Regions from separate parts of the Homo sapiens genome. Here region 1 is linked to region 2. Evidence: read pairs that join two places in POLR2A ChIA-PET (ENCODE). Cell type or tissue: PC-9. All regions are shown on one strand. Links, peaks and the distances in the headings refer to the core of each region. The heading gives the core; the rest is flanking DNA. Region 1 has its middle 18 kb from the start of GRIK3. Region 2 has its middle 110 kb from the start of CSF3R.

Evidence for each region. Peaks named below come from ENCODE experiments on the same cell type or tissue, not always from the same donor. Only the 100,000 strongest peaks of a DNase experiment are listed, where the experiment ranks them.
Region 1: POLR2A ChIA-PET joins it to region 2 with 6 read pairs; 3 of 35 experiments call an interaction of 5 or more read pairs at or near these places.

The regions. Positions count from the first base shown.
Region 1 is chr1:37,047,976-37,056,305 of GRCh38, reverse strand. No RefSeq gene overlaps it. Among named protein-coding and RNA genes, the nearest start is that of GRIK3, 18 kb to the right of the region's middle. In PC-9, for the core only: no CTCF peak of the experiment used is centred there; a DNase peak (open chromatin) is centred at 4,025; H3K27me3 peaks cover 2,265 bases.
Region 2 is chr1:36,588,249-36,596,578 of GRCh38, reverse strand. No RefSeq gene overlaps it. Among named protein-coding and RNA genes, the nearest start is that of CSF3R, 110 kb to the right of the region's middle. RefSeq lists a cis regulatory region at 5,148 and enhancers at 5,064-5,233, 7,105-7,605. In PC-9, for the core only: no CTCF peak of the experiment used is centred there; no DNase peak of the experiment used is centred there; H3K27me3 peaks cover 7,528 bases.

The DNA of each region.
Region 1 (8,330 bases), core at 138-8,137, 460 kb before region 2:
TCCAGGGAGCGAGCCTGCTTGTTGGCAGAAAGTTTCCTGGAATCAAATGGGCCTGAGGTATGGCTTAACCAAAAACTAAGAAAAGCAGTGTTAATGTTCTGGGGTGTGTCTGTTTCCTTGCCTGTAAAATGGGAGTAATAATCCCTTTCTGGTGATTATTATAGAATATGGAACAGAACATGGGCTGCAAATGGTAAGGGTAACGTATGAGATGGCTTTTTTTATGTCATTGCTGTGCTTTTTTGCACAGGTCTTTGGGGGATATACTGATCTGGGTTCATATCACAGCTTTTCTGCTTACTGACCGTGTGACCGTGGATGAATTATTTCTCCTTTCTGAGCTTGTATTTCCCCAGCAGTAAAGCAGCAGTAATGACACCTGCTTTGCCAAGCAAACGTGAGGACCACATGGGCTACCAGGGAAGAGAGCAGCCAGCAGGGTGCTCAGAGCACAGTAGGCTACCCAGCAAGTGTTTGTTGGCTGGATCTCAATCCTTCCTGCACTGGAGACTTCCTCCTGCTGTGCAGGAGGCAGTACCATGTAGCAGTCTACTTTTCAACATCTGATACCTGCAAATGTGGATCCTGGCTTCACACAGGGACCTTGAACACATTACTTCACCTCTCTCTGCCTCTGTTTCCTCATCCATACAATGGGAGAAAAAATAATACCTACTTTATAGGGCTCCTGTGAGAATAAGATAAAATCATGTTATTAAAATGTGAAGGCTGGGCATGGTTGCCTGTAATACTAGCACTTTGGGAGACTGAGGCAGGAGGACTGATTGAGGTCGGGAGTTTGAGACCAGCCTGGGCAACAAAGCAAGACCTTTTCTCTACAAAAAGTAGAAAAAAAATTAGCCAGGCATGGCAGTGTGCACCTGTGGTCCCAGCTACTCAGGAGGCTGAGGCAGGAGGATCCCTTGGGCCCAGTAGTTCCAGGCAGCAGTGACTTACCATCTTGTCATTGCACTTCAGCCTGGGCGATAGAGCAAGACCTCGTCTCAAAAAAAAAAGTAATTGTTATTAGGTGTCATTATTACCATTTTTTCAGATGTGGCAAAGGCTGAGTGTTCGTATCATCAAACATCGAAAATGTGGCAATGTCTGGAGAGTTGACTGATCTTTAGCTTTGATTGGGCATTCAGTTGACAGATATTTATTGAGTGCCAATCATGTGACTGGCTGTTTACTGGCCTTCCAGTCCCTTGAATTTGGGGTTTGTGGAGGATTTTATGCACAGCAGAGAGGCCTTATACCAGAGACGTAGGAGGGCAGAGGGGTCACGGTGAGGGTCAGAGGAGGTGGGCCACCCTTGCCCCCTTCCAATGAGGAAGCCAATTACTCAGCTTGTGTAGCCGTATCTCAGGACAATAGCCATCTTTGACAGCCCTTCTCCCGCAACCTCCAGAAAAGCAAGACCTTGAGAAATTTCAGGTTAAAAAGCAGCTCTCAAATTCCACTGCAGGTTATTCAAAGGAGAAAAAGAATAAAAATCAATGCCAACCCAGTCTCCGGTTCTGAGGAGCAGTCGCATCTTGTTTGTAACCTGAAGGGATCAATAAGAGATGCTTCTTTTGGTCCATTTTTAAAGCTCGATACCATGGATGCAATTTGGTTGACAATTATGAACAATCAGTTATCTTGTACGGTCTTGCTCCAGCTGCCGGCTGCCCGATCAGGGTAATCATGAGCTATTACTGAGGGGGCGGTGTTGTGGAGGGGCTGGTTCCTACCTGCTCACCAATGATCACTCAGAAGGAAACAGAATTTGCTGATCAATTTAGTCATTGGGATGGAGAAGTTATGAATACTCTGACACAGAAGCCTGGCTTCTTGAGTTTTCAGACCCATTAGCCAGGGCATAGATTCCTATTGATGAAAGCATCCATCTCCCTGGCTTGGGCAGTTTCAAGGGGCCAAGAGTCTAGGTTAGGACTTGCTAGAGTTCAGAAAATCAAGTGCTCATTGCTGCCCTCAAGAATGCAGAGGGACAACTGTCTTCATGACACCAACATCTGAACTGAGTGGATAAAAAGCTTCCGGGCACTCCTGGGTGTTAAATGCCCCAGAGACAGGCCTGAGCTTGGGCCTGGCAATTCCCTTGTGGGGAACCTTCCTCCAAGATACTTAGCATCTCACCCACTTTGCCCAGAACCCTACAGGGCCAGCTCTGTATGGCATGGCTGAGCCCCAGAGACCTCAACCTCTTTTGGATTGTGGGCATCTTTGAAAAACTGGTGAAGGCTCTGCATCCTATCTAAAAAAGTACTCAGACACCCAAAAATATGCACTAATTTTAGTAGGGGCCTATGAAAACTAGGATAAGAATGTCAAGGCCACGGTTTGGGAATCAGATAAATCTTAATCCCCATCTAGGCTCTGCCATTTGCATGCCATGTGATTCTGGGTAAGTAACCTTAGCTCTCAGAGCTCAGTTTCCTCCCTGTGCTGGGAATGGTAATAGTATCTACTTAACAGCCTCACAAGATAATCCATGAGAAACACTAATCCATGTGTGCAGCATGTAGTAAGTGATTAATAAACATTAACTGGTATCATTATTAATACGAATAATAATTAATTGGAAATAGCTAAAGTCATAGAGGTGATCTCTCTATGCTGCATCTATAAAATTGGACATACTAGGACCCACCACACAGATGCTTTGTAGGAAGTGTTATTTAAAAGGATTTGTGTGACACATTTAGCTCAGACCTGGATACATTTATTCAGACCTGTAGGTGCTCAATCAATAGTAGCTGTTTGTTATGATTATGTATGTTATGATTATGATTGTTAATATTTGTCACTAATGAATGTTACCCGTTGTGTCCTGGGCACCTCCCATCTTCCCAGGACTGGGCTGTGGCTAAGGGTGAGCCAATGACCCAGATAATCGTGCTTATAACAGACTGTGGCAGAGTGGTGGGGGATGGGGAGGCAAAACACAATCGCATGATGCAAGGTCTGTCATGGACATGCTGTATGACCTTGGCTAAGCCTCCTTCCCTCTCTGAGTAGCACTTCCCCTGAACATACAACTGGAGATTGAACTCGACGATCTCCAGTGGTCTAGACTCTAGTTGACTCAACTTATCTAATGAACTGCTGAGGAAATTTCCTGTAGCTGACACTGGGTCTTGCCAGGTGTGGCTTGATGGAGAGGGTGGACCACTGGGAAGAAACAGCACAGGCAAAGGCAGAGTGTCCTCCTCTGCCTCCTCCTTTCCCTTGGAAATGTAGGGCTCATTGTCTGTAGGGACTTCCTGGAACCTCCTGGCCACGGGGGATCATCCCTTCCATCGCTGCTCATTGGCCCTGCCGGGCCACCCAAGTGTTGTCTTCAGTTCAAGTCCCCTGATATCACTCCCAGAGAACTGGGTGACCTTTCTTTAGAGTACACTTCTCACTGTTTGTTCTTACCCATTTAGTTATATGACTCTTTGATTCAAGTCTAACTTCCTCACCAGACTGCATGCTCCATGAGGCCAGGGGCCATAGAACTGGCTTAATTCACCCTTGCATTTCCAGCTCCTTTCCAAGTGCCTCCCCTCATAGTAGGTATTTGATATATGCTTATTGAATGGATGAATGGACAAAAGAATGGATGGATGGATAGGTTAAGAGGAGAGTAAAAAACTTTCTACAGAGCCAGCCCCTTATAGGTGTGAGTTCAATGGAAGGTGGAAGGGGATGGAGCCCTATATATCCAGAGGTCAGTGTTCTGAGGGTGTCTGGGAGGCATCACATATTCGAATCAAAATCCAGGCCTCCTTCCAGCTCGTAGCATTGCCACTAGCAACAGGATGGAGCCATGGAGACCTGGATATGCCCTATCCTTTTCTGAGTCTTTGCAACCCTGCCCCAACACTTCTTCCCACTGAATAGCAATCTTGTGCTCTTGTCTTCCTCACCCCAAACCATCCTGCATTCAGGAAATGATCTGACTCATTCAGGAGTCCCTGAGACTTAACTGGATTCCATTCTTGGGGTTATTTACATTTTAATGACTAGGGCTTTAAAAATTAAGTCCAAGGGGTGAGGCAGAGATGTTGAGACAGCAAGACCTTGTGTGGAGGCTCTTCCTGGTGTTCAGAGAGAAGGTCTCTGGGTGTCAAGGGCTCGGGACCTGCTGGTTGATGTCCTCTGGGCAGGTTTGTAGGTCATGCACCTTTTCTTCCCAATCCCTATCCCCTGAAAATGTTCTTTATTTCCAGAATCAGGCTGGGATCTCTGTTTTGGGTATCATGGAGGCTTTCAGAACCCAGCTGCAGGCTCTCCTTAACCCTTCGTCTCCTCCCTGCCCCAGACTTAGGTTCCTCTACTTGCCCAAGCCACCCAACCTGACTGGGAGCCCATGATTCATTATCTCCCAAAGATGTGGCTCCTGCACAGGGAAGCAGAGGTGGGACTGGAACAGCCAAGCTGCTACAAAGCCAGAACAAGGTTTGTAGGCAGCCCCCAGCCACTCCCTGTAACTAGGCAGAAGCTGGTAGGGAGGAGGAAGGGAGTGAGAGCAGGCAGGCAGCACCAGAAAAACAGCCCGGTGAAGTGCCTGCAAATCCTCCTTTTAAACCATCTCCCAGAAGGCCCAGATGACGATTAGCAGCCCCAGAGAGAGCCCCGGGTGGGGAGGTGGTGGAGGTAGATGGGTTAAAAGGGAAGGGGCCTTTTCCCAGCCTCCCCAGGGTGGAGAATTGGTCTCCCAGTGAAAAGCAGGCCCACTTTAGCCTAAGTGACTGGTCTGTGCAGCGCATTCATCTGGTATTCATGAGTCTGGCATTAACTCTAATGACAAGGCCCCGCAGGGTCTGGCTTGGATACTCAGCATGGCCTTGCCGCTCCCTTTCTGGGCCACTATGTGATTTCCCATTAGTGAAATGAACACGCAGAATGCAGAAGGACAGTAGCCTGGCCTGCTGGGTGGGGCACACACACATGCATACACGACTGCACATGCCCACAGAGGCAGGCACATTGGGCTGGGTTCCGACCCAATGCCTGGGTGAGGGTGGCAGGAAAAGCACCTCCAAACCCAACTAAAGACCCTCAGGGAGTTGTTTGGGGGCTGCTACACCACAAGGTGCTAGAGAGTTACAGAGGAAGATCACTGACCCAAAGTTAGGAGACCCGGGATCAAGTCCCAGCAAACAGCTAAGATTTGCTGGGTATCATTGTACCCCTGATGCTGTCCCGTGTACGTAAGCTGCCTTATCCCCTCAAATCCTCACCACAAACACTCAAGTGGGTATTATTATCCCATTCCATAGAACAGGAAATGGAGATCAGGTAACTTCTTGACATTGTACAACAAAAGGGCAAAGCCAGGATTGAAACCAGGTCTGTCAGATTCCAGCCCAAACACAAGCCAGCGCTGTCACTCTGCCACTTACGAAACCAATGGCCTTCCCAGGGCCTCAGTTTCTTCATCTGCAAAATGGAAGCTTACACCTCTTCTTCCTCGGACATAAAATTATTGTGAGGATGGCAGGTTAGAGCTGTAGAGGCAGACAGACAAATAGATCTACTCCCTGAGAGTTTTAAGCCTCTTTGTCCATGTTAAATTCTAGGCTCGAGATGCAGACTGAACAAGCAGAAAGCATTATAGATATTCTTACCATGAAAATCCTACTCTAGTAACTTGAGACATTTTCTCTTCCTTGTGAAAAAGAGTGCAACTGACACATTGTGGGAGAAGCACCCCTAGCCAGATTTGGCAATGTCTGGGAAGACTCAAGGTGGTGAATTTCTGAGAACTCATTGCCTTGAGGGCAGAGGGGAGAGTCAACAATAGGGTACCTAAGATATCTGACCCTTCTGCAGGGCTCCAGCCCACCCAGAAAGCAAGGGAAGCAGCCCAACCCCTTCTTGTATCTAACCACCCTTTGTCTTGTTGACTCTCAGGTCAGTTCTCCCAGGGACTAGGCTAAAGGACATTTACTCCATTTATACCTGAGTCAGGGATCATGGAGAAAACACGAACGGGCTTTCTGAGAAGAGGACCAGGTAGCCAGAAGGCTGATTTTCCTATGTCTCAAGGGCCTGGGCACTTCATGGTGAAGCCACCAGGTGTAGGCTGACCTGGGAAGACTGAGGCAGCAGAATGCCCACTCCAAATCACAACCCTCTCCTCCCCTATCCTAGCCATGAATAAAGCTGCAGCCTTCTCTATAGGGGATGGGGAGGGGTGCCCAGCTTGCCAGTCTGTCACTTCCATACTGAAATGTCCCGGCTACAGGCACATGGAGATTTGTGCATTCCAAGTGAGAAAAGGGCATGAAGATGATCTGCTGATCATCTATCCTAGAACTGGAGGAGGCCACAGGAGAGAGAAAGGCAGGGCACTGGAGGGGAGCTGGTCAGGTTGCTGAAGATGAGCTTGCTGGAAGCCACCATGTGGGTGAAGCTTCACACTCCCTTTTGTCTGCTCAGCCCCCAGGGGCAGAGCAGCCAAGCTCCTTCTCTCACTTGCCCTGCAAGTCTTTCTTACCGTGTTTTGTGAGAGATTCTGCCCCAAGCACCCATGGGTGTGTGTGTATGCACATACTGCATATACACATATATATGTATGTGTGCATATGCATACACAAATGTGAGCATGTTGATGTGTGTGACATGTATGTGTGCATGCACATGAGTGTTTAACACACACGTAGGTCCACATGCTTGCATGTTGTGTGTGTATCCCTAACCTACCCTCCTACAAACTCCTTTTCCTCCCTAGGTAACTGGGCTTCCAGAGTCTATTCTTGGCTTCTTTTCTCCTGGGTCTACACTTTATAGAAGATCTCATTTTTGATCATTGCTTCCTTCCTTCTCCATGAAGATAAAACTGCCAAATCTATCTGGCCAATCTCTGCCCTCTTTCCCGAGCTCTCAAGCCTTACTTCCAATGGATGATCTACGTACATCTCAAGCCCTATGGTCCCATTGTCCCTTATCACCCTCTTCCCTAAACCAGTGTTTCCTCCAGACCTAAGTATTCCTGGGATCGCATTCATCACCATCCCAGCCTCCTTCATCTCTAACCTCTTGTCTGTTGGAGGCCTGTGGCTCCTCCCTGTGAAATATTCCCTTTTCTGTTTTCACCGCCGTCATCCAGGGCCAGGACTTTATCAGCACAAACTTTTTCTACTCAATAGGCCCCAGCTCATCTTCCAGCCTCCAGGCCCTCTGGTCCCAATCCATGCAGTTCAGGGAAAGTGGAGCCATTTATAAAAGCACAATCTGGACCTCACTTCCCATTCCAAACCTTTTGCTGGGTTCCTGTGGCCTTTGAAGTGAGCTACACCTGGACCAAAATCTCCCCTCTAGCACTTGCTACCTGTGGTAACCTGGCCATGTTATGGGGCCTCTCAGAGCCACACCATGGTTTCCACAGAGTTATTATGAAAGCCAAGCAACGCAACATGTGAAAGTACTGCAGAGTGTCTTTTATGTAATATGTATGTTACATAAATATGTTTTGATATACTTTATAAATATGCATATGTGTTATATAAAATATGTATTTTCTTAATGTCACTTCTTTGGGAGAGAAACAGTGATGTGTGTGTGTATTACAAAAATGTTGGATAATGAGTATTGTTACAAATATATTGGATAATGAGTATTGTATATGACTGCATGCACAGAAATACTTTTATTTATCTATCTTATATTCTCTTTTTCTTGTTGTTGTTGTTGTTTTTTTTTTAGATGGAGTCTCGCTCTGTCACCCAGGCTGGAGTGCAGTGGCGCAATCTCAGCTTACTGCAAGCTCCGCCTCCCGGGTTCACGCCGTTCTCCTGCCTCAGCCTCCCGAGTAGCTGGGACTACAGGCACCCACCACCACGCCCGGCTAATTTTTTTGTATTTTTAGTAGAGACGGGGTTTCACCGTGTTAGCCAGGATGGTCTAGATCTCCTGACCTCGTGATCCGCCTGCCTCGGCCTCCCAAAGTGCTGGGATTACAGGTCTATCTTATATTCATTTTTTTATTCATTCAGCAAGCATCTGTTGACACCTATTACGTGCTATGTATTGGCTCCAATATATGGAAAGATATGAATTCTAGCCTTTACGAATTTGGCACTATATATGAACTTCCTCTCAAATCACAAGCCCTGAGAAAAATCCAGGTTTATCCATCAAGTCCTAACTCCCTGTCTCAGTCAGGGTTCGTGAGGGTGTCATGGTGTTTTCAAGGAGGCCTGGCTGGAGTTATTTGCCTTGGAAATCACCAGGCTCCACAAGGAATCCTTTTGCAGCCTGGAAATCCTGTCCCCTGCCCTGTTTTTGCACTGCAGAGCGTGAGGCCCCGTCAGTGCAGATGGTGGGCCTAGGCA
Region 2 (8,330 bases), core at 92-8,091:
GATGCCCGAGTGTCAACAGCCAGGTTCCCAGAGGAGAGAGTCACACAGGATAGCAAGGAAGAACCTCGGGTGGCAGAGGGACTTTTGAACAGCCCAGAAAATTCTGGCAATAGGTCTTTCAAGTGCATGATGCTTTTCCATGTGGGCACTCACCTTCCCAGTGCACGGAGGGCTGTTTTTAAGTACTTCCCAGGGCCTAACAGGAAGGGAAATGTGGACCCTGAACCGAGCTGCTTTCTCTCTGCAGCACAGAAGAGGATCTCCCTCCTGTAAGCATTTATAGTCATCAAGGCACATAAAGCCAAGAAAGCTTTCCTTAGCTGACAGAATACACTCTCGTGGAGGAAATTTAGGCCCCGGAGGGCACTTTCAGGCAGGATGCTTGCTGCTTACTACCCCTCCTCACCGTCCACAGCCAGGGCCGCGCCTGCTTGGGATGGCAGTGGGCTGGACAATAAAGAATGGGGGCCGGGCACTGTGGCTCATGCCTGTAATCCCAGCACTTTGGGAGACTGAGATGGGTGGATCACTTGAAGTCAGAGTTCGAGACCAGCCCGGCCAACATGGTGAAACCCCATCTCTACTAAAAATACACAAATTAGCCAGGCGTGCTGTTGCGCACCTGTAGTCCCAGCTACTCGGAAGGCTGAGGCAGGAGAATCGCTGGAACCCGGGAGCTAGAGGTTGCAGTGAGCCGAGACTATGCCAATGCACTCCAGCCTGGGTGACAGAACGAGACTCCATCTCAAAAAAAAAAAAATGGGGTATTTGCATTTGGGGCAAGCTGTAGCTTGGGCCCAGACATTAGGGCCCCCTGTAGTTCTTAACTTCAACACCTCTTCCTCGGCCTCCTGCAGCGGGGGCTGCAGCCTGAGCAGACGAGACTTAAGTCTCATGGACTCTGCAGCTGCCCGCTGCCTTCAGAGGGGAGATATGGGAGCAGGGAGGACGCAGTGTTCCCTTTCCGCTCCTCTGCGCCTTAATTAAGTGCTTTCATTTCCCTCCTTCCTCTCTACACAGGCCCGACTGAGATAAGGTATTGATCCCCTCCCAGAGGAGGAGGAAGCCGGCGGGAGGCTTGCAGCTCTCTCTTTATGGGACAAGATGGATGGCTTACTAGAGAGCCCTTAATTGTGTGGTTTGTAACTTGGGGAAGTTCAAAGAGAAAAGAAAAGAAGTCTGAACGAGGGGCTGCCTGGGAGTCCAAGAAGTGAGCCATTTCTCCCCTCAAGGAGGGTTCTATTCAGCCTCCCTTACAGGACAGCCTAGTCCAGATCAGCCCAGATCAGCCCAGCCCAGCCCAGCCCCACTACAGAAGAGCGCTCAGAAGTGATCTCACTAAAAGGGGCCAAGGAGATCATCTCACATAGCCAAAATGATGCTCCATGTCCCCTGATGCAGCCAAGGATGTGGCCCTGAGCCGGGAGTCCAGAGCCCTGGGCTTAGGTGCCAGCTCTGCCACTGGGTTAAATGAATGACCTTGACCAAGGCTCCTCACTTCCCTCTTTCAGCAGATGAGAAAGTTGACCTGCATCCACAGTGCTTAAACTACGTGCTAGGACTATGTGGCAGGGAGGGGTTAAAGGGAAAGCTGGAGCCCCAGTTTCTTTTTTGAGGCCTGTTTAGATCCTCCTCATGTATCAGAATTTCACATAAGCTCTGTGACATGGTTTTTTGTTTGTTTGTTTGTTTGTTTGTTTTGTTTGTTTGTTTTTGGGGGGTTTTCTGAGGTGGAGTTTCTCTCTTATTGCCCAGGCTGGAGTGCAATGGCACAATCTCGGCTCACTGCAATCTCTGCCTCCCAGGTTCAAGCAATTCTCCTGCCTCAGCCTCCCGAGTAGCCAGGATTACAGGCATGCGCCACCATGTCCAGCTAATTTTTTGAATTTAGTAGAGATGGGGTTTCACCATGTTGGTCAGGCTAGTCTCGAACTCCTGACCTCAGGTGATCCACCCACCTTGGCCTCCCAAAGTGCTGGGATTATAGGCGTGAGCCACCATGTAGAATGGCTGACATTAGGAACATTCTTTAACCTCCTGAAGCAATTGCTTCAGCTGCAAAATGGACATAATGGTAGAATCACAGGATATTTAGGAGCTAAAATTGTTCCCATAGTAAGAATTCCATCATTATTACTTATTTTTACAAACAGCTTCTTGCTTTAAAAAAAAAAAAAAAAGACTTGAAAAACCAATGGACTCCGTAATCCCTTTTTGCTCTGGTAAGAAGGGGCTGAGGACAAAGGAGGGAGGGCATTAGCACAGGTACGAGCAGCAAGGGCCAGGAACCCTGTGCAGCCCCACCTCTTCCAACCAGCAATCATTCCAGCCAGCTCCGTAGCCTTAGCAACCAGCCCAGGGCCCAGGGCTTCAAATCAACATCTGTTGAATAAAAAATGAACACGTGAAGTTAAGGACTAACAATTATAGAGCACTTCTTATGAACCAGGAACTTGGTCAGTCACCTGTATGCCCTTTCGCTCACTGAATCATACAACAACCCAGGTCATGTCGTCGTGCCTGTTTCAGAGGTGAACAGGCTTAGCTTAGACCAGTGAATTGCCTTGCCAGCAGACATACAGCTGCCCCCAACAGCACAGGACTGAGAACCCAGGAGTCCTTTCCCCTTCCAGGATCCAGAGGAGGGGAGGCAGTCCCTCACAGACTGGCTCCTACTGCTCACCGAGAGGAAATGTTGACCCTACCCAGCTAGAGAGAAGTCAGGTCCCAGAAGAAGATTCCATCCCATCCCACTCAGACGCTTTGTCTCTTCTTGACCCTTTCTTCTGAAACTGAACGGCAGCTTCCCCATCCTTTCTTTTTTTTCTTTTTTTTTTTTTTTTTTTGAGATAGAGTCCTGCTCTGTCACCCAGACTGGAGTACAGTGGTGCGATCTTGGCTCACTGCAACCTCTGCCTCCTGGGTTTGAGCAATTATCCTTGCCTCAGCTTCCCAAGCAGCTGGTACTACAGGTATGCACCACCACCCCAGCTAAATTTTTTGTATTTTTTTTTAGTAGAAACAGAGTTTCATCATGCTGACCAGGCTAGTCTCTAACTCCTGACCTCAGGAGATCTGCCCACCTCGGCCTCCCAAAGTGCTGGATTACAGGCATGAGCCACCGCACCTGGCCCTGTCCTTTCTTAGCAAATGCTCACGGGGAAGGAGAGGCAACAAAGCAGAATCCCAAAATTCTGGTTGTTTTCAAAAAGACTAGAGTCCAAACTTCCAAACGTTCTTCCCCAAATGCAGATGTTGAGAATCTGCAGAATTTTTTTAACTGGGTGCCATAGAACCCTAGGGTTCCTTGAATGAGTTTCAAGGGCCAACCACGGTGTGGGAGGACACTAGGCTGAGCTCCTGCCCCTCTGCCAAACACACTTCAACCGGAGCATCTCTGCTTTATCTGTTTTCTGTGTTGAATTTCTGTATTAGATTCTGCAACTTTTTTTTTTTTTTTTTGAGACGGAGTCTCACTCTGTCGCCAGGCAGGAGTGCAGTAGCGCCATCTCGGCTCACTGCAACCTCCGCCTCCAAGGTTCAAGAGATTCCCCTGCCTCAGCCTCCCAAGTAGCTGGGACTACAGGTGCCCACCACCATGCCCAGCTAATTTTTTGTATTTTTAGTAGAGACAGGGTTTCACCATGTTGGCCAGGATGGTCTTTATCTCTTGACCTCGTGATCCACCCATCTCAGCCTCCCAAAGTACTGGGATTACAGGCATGAGCCACTGCACCTGGCCTGATTCTGTAACTTTTTAAAAGTTTGGAAATCTCAGTTTAGTGGGAAAGTATGGAACAGGGAGCTGGGAAACCTGTTTCTAGTACTAGCTCTGTCCTGCGAACTTGGGCACATCCATCTTCTGTCTGGACCTCCGTCTGTTTCCAAGGGGCTTTTCCACCTGTGAGTCTCTAACCCAGCTTGACTCTCTGGGTCGCTCTGCATGGGTAGGGGGTGAGACCAAGGAAGAGGGGAGCCACACTCCCAGCAATCCTCCCACAGTCTCCCCAAGCTATCAGAAGATTCATAAAGCCTGGGGTTGTTTTATTTGTCATATCACTCTGGAAATATTGATACTGGATTGCCAAACAGAAAAGCAATTCTTCTCTTTTTATGGCAAGAGGAGGGTACAGAAAATGATCCTGCTCATTAGCAAGGCAGGCCCGAGACGCAGCTCCCCTATTCTCCAGGATGGCTTGGAGAGTCGGAGTAAAACACAGATGAGAGATATCCATCTGTTTGCATTTAATTTGAGGCTGAGTTCCCAGGTCTTGACCATGGAGAGCTGCATTCCAACATGCAACACCAGGACAAGGGCAACGGAGGAGAGATTCCTGCCTGTGAGGTGCAGTAATTCTCAATCAAGGGCTTCTCAGTGATATCTGGGTCCCTCCACTGTTTCCTTGGTGATTAAAGTGGCACAGATAAAGTCAGGGCAGCGTGGCTGATTTAAAGGGGCATCGGTGAGGACTGGCACTTCCTAGAGCTCTGGGAAAACCCAGTATCCCGTCAGTAATAGAATACAATGGCTGCGCTTTATCAATTGCCTAGTATAAACTAAATTCTGAGTTCAGAGCATTATCAACTTTTTCTCAATAAATCCCCACAACAACCCTGAGGCAAACTGGGAGAGTGGCAGCCCATTTTATAGCTGTGGAAACTGAGGCTCAGAGAAGGTTAGTAATTTGGCCAGTCACAAAACTTGAGCCAGAGTCTAACCAGATCTGTCTTGCTCCAAATTCCATAGCCCATGCTCTTACTATTCCCCACTTCCCCCCAAATTCCAGAGTATGTAGATAATAAGAACAATAATAAATTGTTACTTATTGATATTTACTGTGTGCCAAGCATCTTGCTCGAAGTATTTTTGGTTGTCTCATCTATTCTTCTCAACAATCTATGAGGTAAATACTAGTGTGCCCATTTCACAGATGACAAAACTGAAGCATGAAGAAGCCACAACATCTATCAAGGTCACACACCAAGTTGAGGATAGAACTGGGGTTCGATATTCTATAGTTTACTCAGATTGACAATTTCCTATCAGTCTTATTGCCTGATGGCCAATGTGCAGGGAAGGGCTGAGGGGGGCGCCACAGGCAGCTGGATATGGCTGGTTCTGGACACCCTGTTACCAACCCTCTGTCGTAGGCAGGAGGCGGAACTGTCCTCTGACACATGTAACGCGTTGGGATTTTAAAAAGAAGTTTTCACGGAGGCACCAAGATGCAACAGACAGTGCCTAATGAAGTGTGGGGCCTGACTAAGACTCCATCCTGGGGTCTAACTCCTACCATAGGCAAGAGACTATGGCAGAAGAGAAGCAGCTGCCCTGGGGGTGTCTGCATGCCCAGTGCATGAGGGGACAAAGGCTGTGTGCTCACTGCTGAGCCCAGAAAGAGAACAGCTCGGGACCATTTTGAGTCATGCCCACGGGGACTTCCAGGAAGAGCTGGGACTCAACAGCAACAGTCTGTGTGGAGAGGGCCCATTAGAGACGTGGAAGCTGAGGGGAAACGGACGGAGATGCGTATCGTCAGTCAGCACCCAAGAATGAATGAGAAAGGAAGTTCACTGCCCTCCTCCCTTCCTCCATCCCCTTCCCCAGCCCTGGAGGACTCAGTTACAGCATGCCCTGTCCCCTGCAATCTGTCAGCTGTTCTGGTCACAAGCCAGATTCCCTCCACAAGAGGGAAAAGATTCGACTTTAAATCAGATGTGAAATGTGGATTATCGTCTGGGACTATACATCCTTATTTTGTAATTGAAACCTATTTTATGCCTAAAAGTGACTTTTTAATGGCCTTCTTACCTGAAAGTGAAACAATAAGCCATGAGGATAAAATGCAAAAGCACAGTGGGAGAAACAAATAATGCTGCATTTTGTTTACACCCCGAAGTTGCAATTTGCCGTTTTTCATTGTATCAGTTACCCTGCCAAATCCAGGATTCTGTGGGATAAGGCAGCAAAAAGTACAGAGAAAGGGACTCTGAAGCCCAGCCCATAGGGGAAGAAAGGAAGGGATTCATCCCCTAATGAACCACACAAATGAGCCCGCCCCTCTGGCCAGGCCTTGAGTGGGTGTGTGTCCCAGAGAAGTAACAATGTAACCTTGAATACCTCCATAGCGACACTGTCAAGGGGCCCTTGGAGGCTGCACATTCCCAGCCCTGTCCCGGCTCTTCCCTTGAGACTCCTTGTACACTGACTGGCCGCAACAGGCTAAGATGAAAGAACTTTGGAAATCAGATGCAGCCCAAACTGAGCTTTATTCTGCAGGCAATTACAAATCATTGAAAATGTTTAAGCAAGAAAGTGGCCTGGGACTTCAGGTACCTGAGACTCCGGGGGACAGGAGGGCTGGAGAAGGCTCTTTGGTCTCTCAGGATAGTGTCTTTCGGCTGTCTGTTTTGCGGCCACACCCACCCACCCTCCCTCCAGCTCCGGGTTAGGAACTTTTGTCATATCCCACAGCCAGCTTGAGGTCAGATGGAGATCTGCCTTGGCCCAGGAGTAGGAGATAGGGCTACCCATGACTGAGAGTGTGCTATTCCTGATGTAAATGCCCTTGCAGCTACCAGCCCCTTAGAACCTTCCCTGAAAGCCCAACCCTCTCCCACCAGCCCCCTCAGAGCAGAGCACAGCCCAGACCTGAATATCTCCTCCCAAAAAATATCGGAGAAGCAGACTCTGTCCTGGGCCTCAGTACGAGTGAATGGTCAACCATCCAGGCAGGGTGAGCCAGGAGTGGTAAAGGTGGACCATCTCTCAGACCCCCTATCCCTTGAGACTCCAACGAGAGGAAGGGATCCCAGGAATGTGAGCTCCATGTCTCCCCCACAAGCCCACTGGACACAAAGAAGAATAGGGAGTGTTCTCTGCAGGCATGAGCTCAGGCCAGCGCCTGTCCACACAGCTTCAGCCAGGTCTCAACATCAGCACCAGCTCCTGGTTGTATCCACTTCCTGATGTAGTGCCAGGTGCTGCTCTACCTTGCAGCACTGTGGTAAGCAGTGCTGCTGGGATGCCAGGCTGCCTGGGTTCGAATCCCTGATGCCCCACTTAGTGGCCCTGTGACCTTATGCAAGTGGCTTAACCTCTCTTGGAGTCTGTTTCCTCATCTGTCAAATAGGCACGATAATAGCACCTACCCGATAGGCCAAGGTGAGGCTGATCCCTTAGACTACTAGGACCAGGGCTAGCACACAGTTTGCTCTCTGGAATTGTTTGCCTTACCACTGTTCTGGTGCTGCCTCCAGCCCTCTCCAGGTTTCCTGGCTTCCTGGGCTCAGATGGCTGATTTAGTGCACTCGCCTTCCCTCTCCCCCTTCCTCTCCAGGGTGGATTGGTTTGAATGCGATCTGTAATCTCCCGAAAGGCCCCGGAGGGACCCATCGGCTCCTTCTAAGGAGCATTAACTCAAACCGTAACCAGCTCTCCAAGCGTGTTGGGGAGGCCAGGTCCTCTGGGAGCCCTTCTGACTGCTGCGGAGGAGCTGGCAGCTCCCTCTTCCAGGTGGGGAGGGGGAATTGCATGGCCTCTGCCCTCAACCCAGCTCCATGCCTGCCCAGGAGGCCCCTACCCTTCAAGGGCCCCTTGCCCTGTGTCCAGCTGAGTCCACCTCCCAGGGATGCTTTTCTGTGAGGGGACATGACTGCAGGGCCACCTGAGCAGGGACCATGGCATGGCCCAAAGCCTTACTGGGGTTGGAAGCAACCCTCAACCTCCCAGCAAACTGATTCCCTATGGGTTTTGACTGCAAATCCTTGACCCCTGCCCAGGAAGCTCTGCTTCCCCTCTCCTCCTCCTGGGATGGGGACCTCATGTCCCCAGGAGCAGGGACAGGGTTATTGTCTGGAAGAAGCTTCTGGGGCCTGCAAGAATCCCTCGAGGGACCCAACAGGAGCACAGGGCACAAGGATGAGCAGGGAGGATGGGCAAGGAGGGGCAGGGACAGGCAGGGAGGGGCCAGGAGCACCAGCCCCACCAGGGCTGACTTGGAAGTCCTCACTCAGCTTTGTGCTAGGTTTGGGACTGGGCTCCAAGAGAGGTCAGGGGTGATCCATCTGGGAAGTCAGAATGAGAGAATTGGGACCGGAAGTTTCTGCCATGTCTCTCCTCAGCCCGGGGCTTTTCCAGGGTTGGAACACGGCTCCCCTCACACCAGGACTCCTTCCCTTAGACTGGGGCTCCCTGAGAACAGAGCTGGGTCTTTCCTCAAGCAGAGCATCTCATGCCCTTTACTCACTTACTGGGGACGGGCGTGCCCTTTATTACTTACCAAATGCCTACTGTGTGCCAGGCCCTGAGCTGGGGCCTGGGATTTGAT